2 separate regions of the Mus musculus genome follow, and region 1 is linked to region 2. The links are chromatin contacts, found by Hi-C or POLR2A ChIA-PET in ENCODE. All regions are on one chromosome and are shown on one strand. The core of a region is the stretch at or near the end of the contact, and the rest is flanking DNA. Distances in the headings are between cores, read along the strand shown.

Evidence for each region. A loop is a pair of places that touch in the nucleus more often than their neighbours do. ChIA-PET counts read pairs that join two places held with the same protein, here RNA polymerase II (POLR2A).
Region 1: a map of T-helper 17 cell shows a loop between it and region 2 (2.1-fold over the local background). The contact joins the promoter of Wdr38 here to the enhancer-like site in region 2. A Hi-C loop is called at or near these places in 1 of 37 maps with a recorded cell type or tissue (T-helper 17 cell). POLR2A ChIA-PET finds 5 or more read pairs at or near these places in 1 of 5 experiments (Patski).

Annotation. Positions count from the first base shown.
Region 1 is chr2:38,994,258-39,000,900 of GRCm38, reverse strand. Wdr38 (WD repeat domain 38) reads right to left here and starts at 2,592. Exons shown (of 9, transcript NM_029687.3): 1 at 2,425-2,592; 2 at 1,498-1,618; 3 at 812-928; 4 at 626-723; 5 at 365-445; 6 at 153-284; 7 at 1-69. The coding sequence starts at 2,508.
Region 2 is chr2:38,818,150-38,824,869 of GRCm38, reverse strand. All of the region lies in intron 3 of Nr6a1 (nuclear receptor subfamily 6, group A, member 1), which reads left to right. It overlaps Nr6a1os (a long non-coding RNA gene), which reads right to left. Exons shown (of 7, transcript XR_866167.2): 1 at 1,301-6,720. Among named protein-coding and RNA genes, the nearest start is that of Nr6a1os, 5.5 kb to the right of the region's middle. Within about 2 kb of position 1,704, at least 2 of the 3 ENCODE cell types and tissues checked have a DNase peak (open chromatin) inside an H3K27ac peak, as active enhancers do.

The DNA.
Region 1 (6,643 bases), core at 1,343-3,842, 180 kb before region 2:
GAGCTGAAGAGGCAGGTTGTTGGTTGTAGGCTTCCAGACACAGATGGTCTTGTCCCAAGAGCCAGATGCCTAAAGAGACATTCCTGAGCTCAGTGACCCCCAAAGGCAAACGGGCTGGCCTTGGTCTTGGAGCCCCAGTCAGCCTAGCTTACCAAGAGACCAGATGCTGAGTAACACAAACAACTGATGTTGCCAGTGTGGCCCTCCAGATTGTGGTAGGACACAACTGGGGTGGATGCCCGCAAGTCCCATATGTGCACAGTCGAGTCCCAGGAACCAGTGGCCTGTGGGTAGTAAGGAGTATGAAACCGCCCTTGCCACTCAGATGGCCACTGATGCAGGGTGTGGTGGGAGTAAAGCTCACCAGAGAATCCGAGGTTGGAGAGAAGTCACTGCTCTGGATGGAATCACAATGCCCAACCAAGAGGTGCACCCTGCGGCCAGACTGTAGAGAGAGTCTGAGCTGCAGGGGTGGAGGGGCCTGGTTGCTCCCAAACTTCCCAGGCATTGCCCTTCCTGCTGTGGCTTTAGCTGGAACCTGCATCTGATTGGGTGTGGGGAGAGAGTAGGGGAGGCACTAAGAGCAAAGGGTGTATCTGGTCCCCTCTGAACACCTGCATCATACCTGCACTTCCCAGACAATCGCTCTCTTGTCCCAACCACCTGATGCCAGCTGCTTGGAGTCCGGGCTGAAGCTGACAGTTTCCACACTCCTCTGGTGACCTACAGACACCAGCCCAAAGGTGGGAAAGAGGACGGGACAAAGTCCACAAAGGAGCCAAGGTGGCTCCTGCCCAAACTGAATACTTACCTTTCAGCACATGTAGACACTTGGACCTTGCCACATCCCACAGGCGGATGCTGTGGTCACTGGAGGAGCTGGCAATGAGGCGGCCATCGGGAGAGAAACAGCAAGACTTCACTGGGCCTGAGGCAGAGAACACAAGGCACTGTCCTGCCCTCCAGGTCCAGATTTGTTATCTGTAGTTCCAACCACAAGGCCTGGCCTGAGCTGGGTTCAGCTGGATCTGCTTGCCCATCTGGGGGGCATCGACCAATCTAGATCCCTGCTCCCAGAACCATACTCACTGCCCCAGCTAGGGTCTTTGGTGTGAGTCACCCTCTACCACCACTGCTTCCTGGATCTCAATAGGTCAGGTACCCTGCTTGCATGGCAAAGTCCCGTGTCAAGGGTTGAGGTAATAGGACCAAAAGCAGTCTGACAAGTTCACGTGGGTGACCTTGACAAGAGACTGACTGGAATAAGCCTTTCAAACATTTATCCCGCTCTGGGGAAGCTCCTAGAGGTAAAACTACATCGGGAGGGGTGTGTTTTATGAGTAGCTCTGCTGCAAGAGCCCCTGAGTGTTAGGTTTAGTGTCACCCTATCCAGCTGCCTCTGCTGGACTCCTCCAACCCAAAGTCCTATGTCACCACAGGAGGCTCAATGTCAGCACAGAGCCCTAGAGTCTCTCCAGCCATGTGCCTGAGCCTCACCTCTGTGGCCTGCCAGTCTCCATAGCAGTCGCCCACTCTTTGTCCCCCATACATACACACAGCCATCATCTGAGGCTGTGAGCAGGGTCCGGCCGTCAGGAGAGAAGGCAGAGCAGTTGACCTGAAAGTACAGGGCAAAAATAGTCCTATGCCTGTCTGGAGTCATTTGTCCTCTCAGCTCTAACCATCCCTAATCTGTCCAGGAAGCCCGGGTAGGGCCATAAACTCCAGGTCCCACTCCACAGCCATGCAAAAGCAAGTTCTAGGTCAAAAATTGACAAGCTCAAAGTTAACCCTAAGCATTGAATCTAAGCTAGAAATAACGATGCACACCTTTGAGCCCAGCCCCAGGGAAGACTACTGCCTGAAGTTTGAGACCAGCCTAATGCTGCCTCAAAAGACAAAGCAGATCTGTGAGAGCTTGAAATCTTGTTTACGTGAAGAGTTCCTGGGAAAACCCGCTACATTTCTAGACCAGGCTAGCCTTGAACGCAGAAATCCTTCTGCCTCTGCCGACCGAGTGCTGGGATTAAGGGCCTGTGCTACCACCGGCTTTAAAAAAAGAACCATGCAAGCCGAGCATTGGTGGTGCACGCCTTTAATCCAAGCACTTGGGAGGCAGAGGCAGGTGGATTTCTGAGTTCGAGGCCAGTCTGGTCTACAGAGTGAGGTCCAGGACAGACAGGACTAACAGAGAAACCCTGTCATGAAAAACCAAATAAACAAACAAACCATGCATGGGGAAAAACCTGGTGCTTACACCGGAATCCCAGCACTAGGGAGGCAGGGGCAGATGGATCTCTGTTCAAGGCCAGCCACATAGTGAACCCTGTCTCAAAACAAAAAAGAAAAAATAAACCTAGGGTCTATTCTTGAGTTGGGGTCTGACCCCACCAAGCCTGTGTAAGAAGAGCACTGGGGCCTCACCTCCCCGTGGTGTTGACCATAAAACCTCACTCTGCCCACGGCCAATCTTGTTGGGGCTCTGATGTTCATGGGCGCCCACTCCATAACCCGGAGGGCTCCCTCCTAAGCGGGCACCAGTCCCGTCGGAGGGGCCTCCGTTCCTAACAGGGCAGAAGGGAAAGGGAAACTGTGTACAAGAAGTCTCCATGGTAATGGGGCGGGGCGGCGCAGCCGCAGTGGGGGAGCTCTCTGAGCCGCCTCCATGGAAGGTGGTAGTGAGGCGAGCACTTTTAGGTTAAAGTGGAGGTAGAGTAGCAGGAGACACCAGAAAGAGTCTTCCAACCTTGGAACCTGCCTGCTGGCCAGATCCAGAGCTCCTCTGGCTGTCGAGCAAGACTTTGAGCAGAGTAGCCTCTAGAGGGCGCGCTGGCCCCGCGCACCGGGACGCAGTGTACCGCCCCAAGGACTCCTTCCTCTCACAGAGCAGGATTTAGCACAGTCCGTAGTTAAACACGTGAGAGCCTAGCACATGGTAGTACCCACGAGCCGCCCTGGGACTGAGAACATCTTCCTCTACCTCCAGGGTGCAAGGAGCAGGAGTCAGAGTGTGCCTAACGCAGGGCATGAAAAATATGTGTCAAGTCTATGCTAACGTCTGAGGGTCCGGGGCTGGAAGTACAGGAGGGAGGTCCCAGGAGCGCTTAGGATCGTAACGTGGATTTTGACCTGAAACCTGCGAAGACAAACCTTTACAGGTGAGGAAACTGAGGTCCAGAGAAATACAGAGGCCGATAGTGGTGCTGGTCCTGGGTTGGGCCCCTTTGCTCATCAATTACCATGGCCCTCACAGCAGATGTCTGAGGTCCCTTATTTCTGGTACCTCTGAGAAGCAGGCTCTCAGGGGAATGAAGCATGGGTAAGTGACTTAGTTCCTTCATGACAGAACCAAGCCTGCCAGCTCCCCAACCAGACCAAAGTGGGCAGGGATGGATGTGGGAGACCCAATGGTGTTGGGCAGGGCAGCAGAACTTTGGGAGTGTCGAACTCAAGGGTTCCCAGCGTGACTCATGTCCCTTTTCCTGTAGTCCTTCACCAGAATCTTCTCACGGGATCATTCTATTCCTGCTCTATTTTAGGCCCCAGACAGTGAGACGTGTATGGAGACGGCAAAGGCGGCTTTCAGCCGGGCCACTCTCATCCACACTCCCAGAGGGTCCGAGTCACTGCGTTGGCTCCTTGGAGACCTGTCTGTGCTGAGATTAGAAAGCCACCGCCACCCCCTCCCCAGCCATGACACAGCCCTCAGAAACGGAATTCCCTAGCCCCCATCTTCTCTGCTCACACATCGACACCCATGCCACCTGACTGCTCCTTTCTACCTTGGGCATATTCACTGGACTATCTGTCTACAGTGTCCCGCCCATCTCTCCTACTTAGGGTTAGTGTTGCTATGATGAAACACCAAAGACCAAAAGCAAAGTGGGGAAGCAAAGGGTTTATTTGGCTTGTTCTTGCACACTGTGGTCCCATCACTGAAGTCAGAAAAGGAACTCAAGCAGGGCAGGAGCCTGAAGGAAGAAACTGATGCAGAGGCCATGAAGGAGTGCTGCTTACTAACTCGCTCCTCCATGGTCTGCTCAGCCTGCTTTTTATAGAACCCAGGACCACCTTGCCCAAGGATGGCACCACCCACAATGGGCTAGTGTTAATACCAAAGATGGAAGGAGAAAGACCACCGACCCAATCATTATGGTCAAATTAATTAAAACAAGAAATAATTAAAGCAACCTTTTTTTTTCGTGTACATGGCTGCCTCCCCCTAAGTCAGGGGTCTAGACGTCAACATTGGACTTGAGGAAGTCAAGTCTTTTATAGCTCGTGGTAGAGGCTTTCCAAGTGGGAGATTTGGCAGGCAGAGAGGATGGGTTACAGAAGCAGACTGCACATATAAAGAATTAGCCCTAGTGACGTCCTGGAACATAGACATGGTTTCAAGGTGGGCATAACAAGATACTGATAACAGGTACTCATAGCAAGGTGTCCAGACCAGCTGCTCCCAAGTCTCTTCATATGTAAAGTAGGTCCTCTCAGGTTTGCCATTGGCATATTATTTTTAGCTATTTTATTGTGTTCTTCATATCTACCACCCTTTCGATCTTTATTCCACCATAATCCCTTCCAACCTGTTGTGGCTATCCCTGGTTGTCAACTTGACTATATCTGGAATGAACTACAATCCAGAATTGGAAGGCTCACCTGTGATTCTAATCTGGAGACTAGGAGATACAAGTGTCTGACCTGGATCTTGGCATGGAGATCTCGAGGCATAGTGGCTATGAATCCCAGAAGATTAAGACAGGGAGATCTGCTGAGCAGGCATGGTGGCACACGCCTTTAATCCCAGCACTCGGGAGGCAGAGGCAGGCGGATTTCTGAGTTCGAGGCCAGCCTGGTCTACAAAGTGAGTTCCAGGACAGCCAGGGCTATAGAGAAACCCTGTCTTGAAAATAAATAGATAAATAAATAAATAAATAAATAAATAAATAAATAAAAGACAGGGAGATCTTTGAGTTCAAGGTCATCTGGGACAAAGCAAGTCCCAGGTGTGGTGGCACAAACCTTTAATCTGGGCCACACCTTCTGCTGGAGACCTACATAAGGACATTGGAAGAAGGAAAATTCACCTACTTGCCTTGTGGGACTGAGCAACTGCTAGATCCACAGCTGCTGCTGACCATTGTTGGGAGTTGAACGACAGACTCTAAGTCATCAACAAATTCCCTTGCTATGTAGAGACTACCTGTAAGTTCTGTGACTCCAGAGAACCCTACTAATAAACAACCCCAGAACACTAGGTAGGAGAGAAAGGTCTGAGGGGAAAGGAGGCATAGATCTCTTTAGACTACATCCTGTAGATTAGGGGTGTTGGGTTCCTTAGGGCTGGTCCAATCTTCATTGTCAGGATATCTCAAACTTCTTGTCTCCTTGGTCACAACCACTTGACAAACTGCAACAAAAGGAACCAGCAGCAGGGACGGCAGCAACTGCAACAGGTCCTCTCAGGCCTTTCCCATTTATACCCTCTCCAGAATCCCCAGATTGAAACTATCTACAGCTGGCAAAAATCACACCCCTGCTAGTGCTTGAGACAACTCATAATCACCTGCTGTGAAGCAGCCTCTTATCCCACACCTGGAATTAAAACAAAAACATTCACATAATTGGATTTTTAAGAAACAAATTCTCACTAGTTCGAAAGGACACAATGACATGCTGCCTCTCAGAGTTGGTGTCTGGTGTGCAGAACTGCTCAGAGACTTTGGGGAAACCCTCTTCCAGACAGAGATTTCCAAACTTCCATTCCTATTGAATGCACATCTGGGGTCACTAGTGATGTATAGAGGGGCCTGGCAGCCAGGGGATTCATGACCAGGTGTGCAGGCCCTGGATTTGGTCAGGTGTAGTCTCTGGGGACCCTGATGAGATCACAGTATTGGGGATGTCCAAGTGTCTGTAGGACTCAGATTCAAAACCCTGTTCCTGAATACATTCTCTAGCTACCCGGCTGCTCCTGGGGCCCAGAGTGCCTTCCCCACTTCCATCACACCTAGCAAGTCATAGGAAGGTCATGGGAGGTATTTCATACCACCTATCTTCTCAAGAGTCTGTCCCACCATGTCTTTCTTTCAGCCAGTACTGTGGCTTGTCTTATGTCTCTCTGTGTCTCTTGCTCTGTAACTCACCACACAAGCACGTTCAATGTCATAGAAGGTAAGGACATGTCACTCTCCTCTGCAAAAGAGAAGCCTCTAGTCTTTAGGCCCAGGAACTTGTGGTCACTTTCCGATGAGCAAGGCAGCAGGAAAGCTCAGAGCCAGAGTGAGTGCTTGCTCCAGAAGCCAGGGAAGGGCCAGGGCCAAGGCAGGTCCCAAGGTCCCAGTGGGCATCAGCTTCTCCCTCGCTCCTGAGGAGTCAGGCCTGACTATCTGAGCTGTTCCCCAGTCCTTGTATCTAAAATCCTGCACAAGATTTAGACACTGAAAAGACCTGGGGGTTAAGAACACCAGGATGGGCCCAGTGTCCTGTGAGAGAAGAAGCACCTCATGGCAAGCTCTGCAGCCTTAGCCACAGGCCACCAGGCTCAGTGTCAGAAGCAGCGGGCCCACAGAAGTTCAGAGTCTCTTGAGAAACATCCACTCAAGTGAAGCCATAGTTCTTGATTTGGTAACAGACAAGAATT
Region 2 (6,720 bases), core at 455-2,954:
TCAAGGAACTAGTCCTTTAAACTGCTTTCCACCCCACAAAGGGAAACCATCCCCGCCCTTTTTAAAAAGTACTTTCTTATTACTTCAAATATTTTCCCCAAAGCCCACATCTATACAAAGAAAATCGAGCTTCACATGTAACATAAAAATCAAAGAAAACAAGTTGCCTTCAAATTAGGAACCCACCTAAGTTATACCAGAATTGGTTAATCTTTTTTAATTATAGGTTTAAAATGGTACTATAATTTACAATTCTCATTTATCTATAAACAGTTATTTTAAGTATCTTCAATATACCTGAAAAAGAAAATCTCGATAGGATTGCGTTTACATTTCTCCTCTCTCACAGGTACTATGAAATGGAGAGAGAGCCTTTTATGTTTCTTTTTGTCTTAAACTCAGACAGCTTTGTAAGCAGTAGTGTGTAGATTACAAGAGTTAGACAAAAGCAGGCGAGACTGAGAAGAGTGGAGGGGGGGTTGCTTGGGGCACTTCCTGTCACTCAACACATTCCAGATCACTAAAAAATTTCCACACACTGCATTCCCTCTTGCCCACTCAAGTTCCCAGTATTTTCTGATTCTGTGTGCTGCTGGTGTCTCTTGTGCTCCTTTCTTTCCATGGCTCTGCTAAGACTGCTTCAGGGGACACACATTCCTTTAGATTATACAAAGCATAGCTTGGAAAATGGCTGGCAGTTTCAGAATCTAGTCACGATTGCACGCATGAGCACCTCACACATCCATGCCCCCTTTCCCCCCTCCCACCTCCGCAGCTGGCTGACCTGTCTCACCCGCTGCTGGCCTATCGAACGGCCAGGACTGTCTGGTTTTGGCTCATGCCTTTGTCCATGTCTGGCTTAGTTCCTCTCTGTCTATGCTTGCCTTTACCCCCAACGCCCCAGGCGGCACAAGTGTTTGGCCATGCAAAACTACGGATAGAAAAGGTGGTAAAAACTTCAAACTTTGCTAAATTTTCTAACAGTTTATTCTTTTGTTAATTTCTGCCTTATTTAAATATTGTTTTAAGAAAAACAAATAGAAAATTAATTACCTAAAGGCAAAGAATGCAAAGCAACCTTTGTGTTCCTTATAATAACTGACTTAATAACTCTGCAGCTGCGTTATGGGGAGCGTATAAAGCTTCTGTTCCGAGAACAAAGGAGCACGTGCAGAAATGAGCCGAAAAAATCAGTGACAGCATTTCACTACACAAATTACTGAAAAGGTTTTAGTCAAAGCCTCTCAACAGATGCAATTTTAAAATGGTTTTTAGCTGGAAAAAAAATGAAAGTGCTTACCCGGTAAAAGAACCGAAGTAGTCCTGAACTGTTACGTAAGACTTTCTACAGTTGGATCTTTGTCAAAAGGGGAAGGGGGTGATAGAAGAAAGCAGCAACAACAAAAAAGTTGGAGCTGCTGTGGCTAGAGGACAACTTCTGTGCTTCCAGATAGGATTCTTGCTGTAGAAATGGAACTTCAGCCAGCACAGCATCCTGTCCCAGTAGAAAAATGAGTTTGTCAGTTTAAAAAAAAAAAAAAAAAAAAGATCCTGGAGCCCAGGCTAGACAAGGTATTGAACCGCACCAGGTTTCCTTGCAGCCCTGTCTGCTTAGCTCGCATTGAACTATATATGACCCAGATGATGGACAGAAGCACATTCAGTCATGTGCACACTGGAAGAAAGCGGATTTGCTGGTCCCCGCCAGGGCAGGGGTTTGTCTTCTGATTGGGCTGTGCCCTGATCGGTGAAATGTGAAGCCCTCACCATTCAGAGGCCATAATTCAGGACTGGCAGTTTGAGTGTCTGGCTGCTTCTAGTCACTGAGAGAGACTTTGTAGGTGTTGCTTTTGTTTGATGGCATGACCCACGGAGTAGTTGCTTACACCTTATATACATGTCGGGGGAACTAGTCTTTCTAAAATACAATAATGCAGCTGATGCCACAGTTCTAAGCCAGCCTATTGTTGATAAATTGTGCTGTAACTAAACTAATTGTTTGATTTAGCCAGCTTCCTCTCCAGACCATGGACCTGATTTTGCAGTTTGATAAGGTAATTATAAAAGTGGTGTTTGAAGCAGAAATGGTGTGTTCCTGTAGTAAGTCTAGCATTTGAGAGGCAGAAGTAGGAAAGATTGTGAGTTTTAGGCCAAATTTAGCTACATAGTAGCATAGTATATAGGAAGGAAGGAGGGAAGAGGGAAGTTTTATAGATCTAAATTATACCTAATGAAAAGCGAATAAACAGCAGAGAAGTGAGTTTTTAGATTTTAGAGTGTTTGAACATATGAGGAAGTAGCTTTAAATCTCTTATTATTCCTTTTTGGGATCACCCTTTAGTCATACAGGGGATTTTGGAGATGGGTAGTATAAAAGCATAGACTCCATCAAGCTGTGGCCTAGCCTTTAAACTTGCAACACAGCCTTAGCTGGCAGTCTTTAGATGAATTATCTAAACTAGGGTCCTTCAGGTTCACCAGCTGTTTTTCTGAGCCACTAGGAAACCAGGTTGCCATAAAGGACTGTCAGTTGTGATGTTGTTTAGAAAAAGGCAGTTACTTTATTTAATTAAATTGACTTTTTTTTTTAATTGATGTAATAAAGTTTCATTATGAGGGGCTGGAGAGATAAATGGCTCAAAGGTTAAGAATACAGGTTACTCTTCCGGAAGAACCATCTTCAATTCCCAGCACCTAAGTGGTAGCTTATAACAACCTGTAACTCTAGTTCCAAGGATCTAATGCCCTCTTCTGGCCTTCTCTGGCACCTGACACACAAGTGGCTCACATACATACATACAGGCTAAATAATTTTTAAAATTGCATTATAAAACCTTGGTTCTAAGATAAGAAGTCTATTCCATACGGACCCATTTTTATTTTCTTCAGGAATTCCTATCTCCAAGAATTTAATACAATCTAATAAGTATTAGTATTAAATCAGTATTAGGTATAAATACCTTTTCATTCTGTCCATAATTGTGTGTGTGTGTGTGTGTGTGTGTGTGTGTGTACACGCGCGCGCCCATGACAAATAATGTGGGTTGCCTTCCAGGTATATAATGTTTGTTAAAGGCAAACTACTTTGGAGGGAAGATAAAATTGATTTATGAAGAATTTCTCCAGTATTAAATAATAATGTGCTTAGCTATTTTGAGTCATAACTCAACATATAGTGTTCATTACTTTTTCCAAATTTTGGAAAACAAATACAGAAAATAGCATACAACTTATGGTCCAATAGGTCACTGGCATCTGTTCCATTCGTTTAAAAAATTTTTAATTACTTTCAGATTATGTATATGTTTGTGTACATGCACACGTATATGCAGCTATATGAACATCAATGCAGATGTACACAGAAGCCAAAGGAATTACAGGTGGCTTTGAGCCCTTGATGTGGGTGCTAGGAATCAAACTCAGGCCCTCTGTAAAGGCAGTAAGTAGTAATGAACCATCTCTCCAGCCCCAGGAACAACATTTTAAAAATGTAGATGAAAAATCATGTAATATCACCCAGTATATTTCTTTTCTTTTCTTTTCTTTTCTTTTCTTTTCTTTTCTTTTCTTTTCTTTTCTTTTCTTTTCTTTTCTTTTCTTCCTTTCTTCTTTCCTTTCCTCTCCTTTCCTCTCCTTTCCCTCCCTCCCTCCCTCTCTCTTTCTTTCTTTCTTTCTTTCTTTCTTTCTTTCTTTCTTTCTTTCTTTCTTTCTTTCTTTCTTAATGAAATATGTTAATTGCAGACCATGGAGTTGATTTCACAGCCCACTATTGAAAAGAATACATTTGAGAAAATGAGGCTTTAGAGCTTTAGTGTATTGTCCAGTGTCAATGTCAAATGACCATGCAACTTGACCCAGAAACTAGTTCTGAAGCTTTTATTTGTTCTACCACAGTTAGATGGCTCTTCTAGTGACATTAACCTGTAACAACCTGAGATGAACTTTGACAATTACTACATAGAATGTAAATTTTCAAAAACAAAGTATAATGGAAGGAGTAGAAATTCTCTTCTTCAGCTTTGTTGTGTCAGTGCTTTTCAAAGAATTCTTTGCCACTTGGAATATCTGATAATCTTGGTTAGAATACAATTGATAGTACTTACTAGTTATGAGACAAACTCATAGGTACCCAAAGGACTTACATCTCATTATTTAGCCTTGTCTTGAGCTACTTTTGACTTCTTAAGAATAATAGCAATAAGGCCTGTCTTAAGACCTAGCTTTTGAGAACTTTTGAAATATGTCTTGGAGTTAGTGCTCAAATGTGGGAAAGGATATTTCTAGAACTTAGATTCAGTTTGGGCATTTCCAAACAAATCCTGTTACTGTTTGTTTGTTTGTTTGTTTGTTCGTTCGTTTTCAGGTCTGTCCACATAGCCCTGGCTATCATGGAACTCACCAATGTACTATATGTTAGGCTAGGCTCAAACTCAGAGAATGCCTGCCTTTGCCTCCCAGTGCTGGGGTCAAAGGAATGCATCACTATGCCTGATTGATTTGGTTTTATGTAAAGGAGAATTGGAGCATAAAGCTATAGCAAGTTATAACGGAAAGAGATAATCTATGATTATTGATTGTGAGCCATGTACTGTGGGATGAACCCTTTCCCTGAAATTGAACCCAGGTTCTTAAACAGACAAATGTTGACCTATCCTCCATTTGCTGGGCACATTTAAGCTTTAATTTTCATAGCTATTTGTGAGAGGAAAGGGTATTCTCTTTTTTCTTAAAGATTTATTTATTATTATACATAAATACACTGTAGCTGTCTTCTGACACACCAGAAGCGGGCGTCAGATCTCATTACAGATGGTTGTGAGCTACCATATGGTTGCTGGGATTTGAACTCAGGACCTTTGGAAGAGCAGTCAGTGCTCTTGCCCGCTGAACCATCTTACCAGCCCCGGGTATTCTCATTTTGCAGAGAAAAAAAAAATTAGGATTTAGAGGAATGAGTCCTGAGCAGTCGCATAACCAGGTAGTACTGAGGTTGGGAGAGAAACTCTATACCTTCTTTGAGAGAGAGTGGTTATTTCTAGGTGCTGGGAGCAAGATGCTATGTTGTATAGGAAACCAGTGGGGTGGAAGAAAATGGAGCTGTTTTTGTATTTTACATTGTATTTTTGTATTTGTATTGGAACAGCTTCTTTTTAGCCTGTTTAAGATTCAGGTACTTGGGGCTGTTTTTCACTCTTCATGAATTAGCTTTTGAATAAAAAAAAAAAAAATGAGAATCTGGGGCTGAAGATGTACTTCAGTTGATAGTCGCTTGCCCTAGCATGCATGAAGTCCTGGGTTCAACACCCAACCATTCATAAATTTTGCACAGTGCCATATGCCTGTGTAATCCAGTACTTGAGGTAGAATCTGGGTGATCAGAGAACTTCAGTCATCCTTGACCGCAATAGCCAGGTTAAGGCCATATTTGTTAATCAGCTCAGATTTTCTTGTTCTTTTCTTTTGCTATTACTTGGATATAATCTTTTCATTTGAACTTCAACTAAAGTGACTCTCCAGAGTTTCTGGTCACCTTTCTTTCTGGGTGAGATAGATATAGTTAGGTGCCAATGTCTACTAGGGAGAATATTCAAATCATGTGGAAAGAATTGGGATGGAGGACTGGACCATAAGCTCTTACACTCAGCCAGAAAAATGATTATTTTCTCAGAAGAAGAGATTAGACCAATGCTAATCATTTGATTGCATAACCAAAGCTATAAGGATTTAGGGTAATTTACTTTTAAGAAACAATGTATTTTTAATTTATGTATATGAAAGTTTGTCTGTATGTTTTGTAGCCCATATGTGACTGGTGCCTGAGGAGGCAGAAAAGGACATCAGATTCCCTGCAATCGGAGTTACAAATGGTGGTAAACCATGTGGGTTCTGGAAACTAAACTGAGGTCCTCTGTAAGAACAATAAATGCTTTTAATGGCTGCGCCATCTCTCCAGCCCTTTATCTTTAACTATGTAAGTCTGTGTGTGGGTGTAGGTACCTACAGAGGCCAGGGCCATGAGATCTCCCTACAGCTAGAGTTTGCTAGCAGTTGGGAGCTGCTCAGCATGGGTGCTTAGGAACCAAACTGCAAGAACAGTATGAACTTCTAACCACCAAGTCATTTCTTCAGCCCCAAAGCATTTCTTTTTCTTTCTTTTCTTTTCTTTTTTAAAAGATATTTTTTTTATATACATTTCAAATGCTATCCCGAAAGTTCCCTATACCCTCCCTCTGCCCTGCTCCCCTACCCACCCATTCCCGCTTCTTGGCCCTGGCATTCCCCTGTATTGGGGCATATAAAGTTTTCAACACCAAAGGACCTCTCTTCCCAGTGATGGAGATAAGGTGGCGCACGCCTTTAATCCCAGCACTTGGGAGGCAGAGGCAGACAGATTTCTGAGTTCGAGGCCAGCCTGGTCTACAGAGTGAGTTCCAGGACAGCCAGGACTACACGGAGAAACCCTGTCTTGAAAAACCAAAAAAAAAAAAAAAAAAAAAAGAGAGAGACATAAAACCTGTGTTAGTATTAATATAGATACATGGTATAACTTATTTCCCCCCCTTAATTTCCAGTTAATATAATTCTGTCGATAATATAAAAGGTAAAGATGACCAAGTAGATTGGGCAGTTGAAGTCAGCAAGGACTAATCCCTATAGATGAAAACTGTAAATCTAAATTCATCAGTGTTGTCATTGTATCAACATCACTGTGTCTATGTG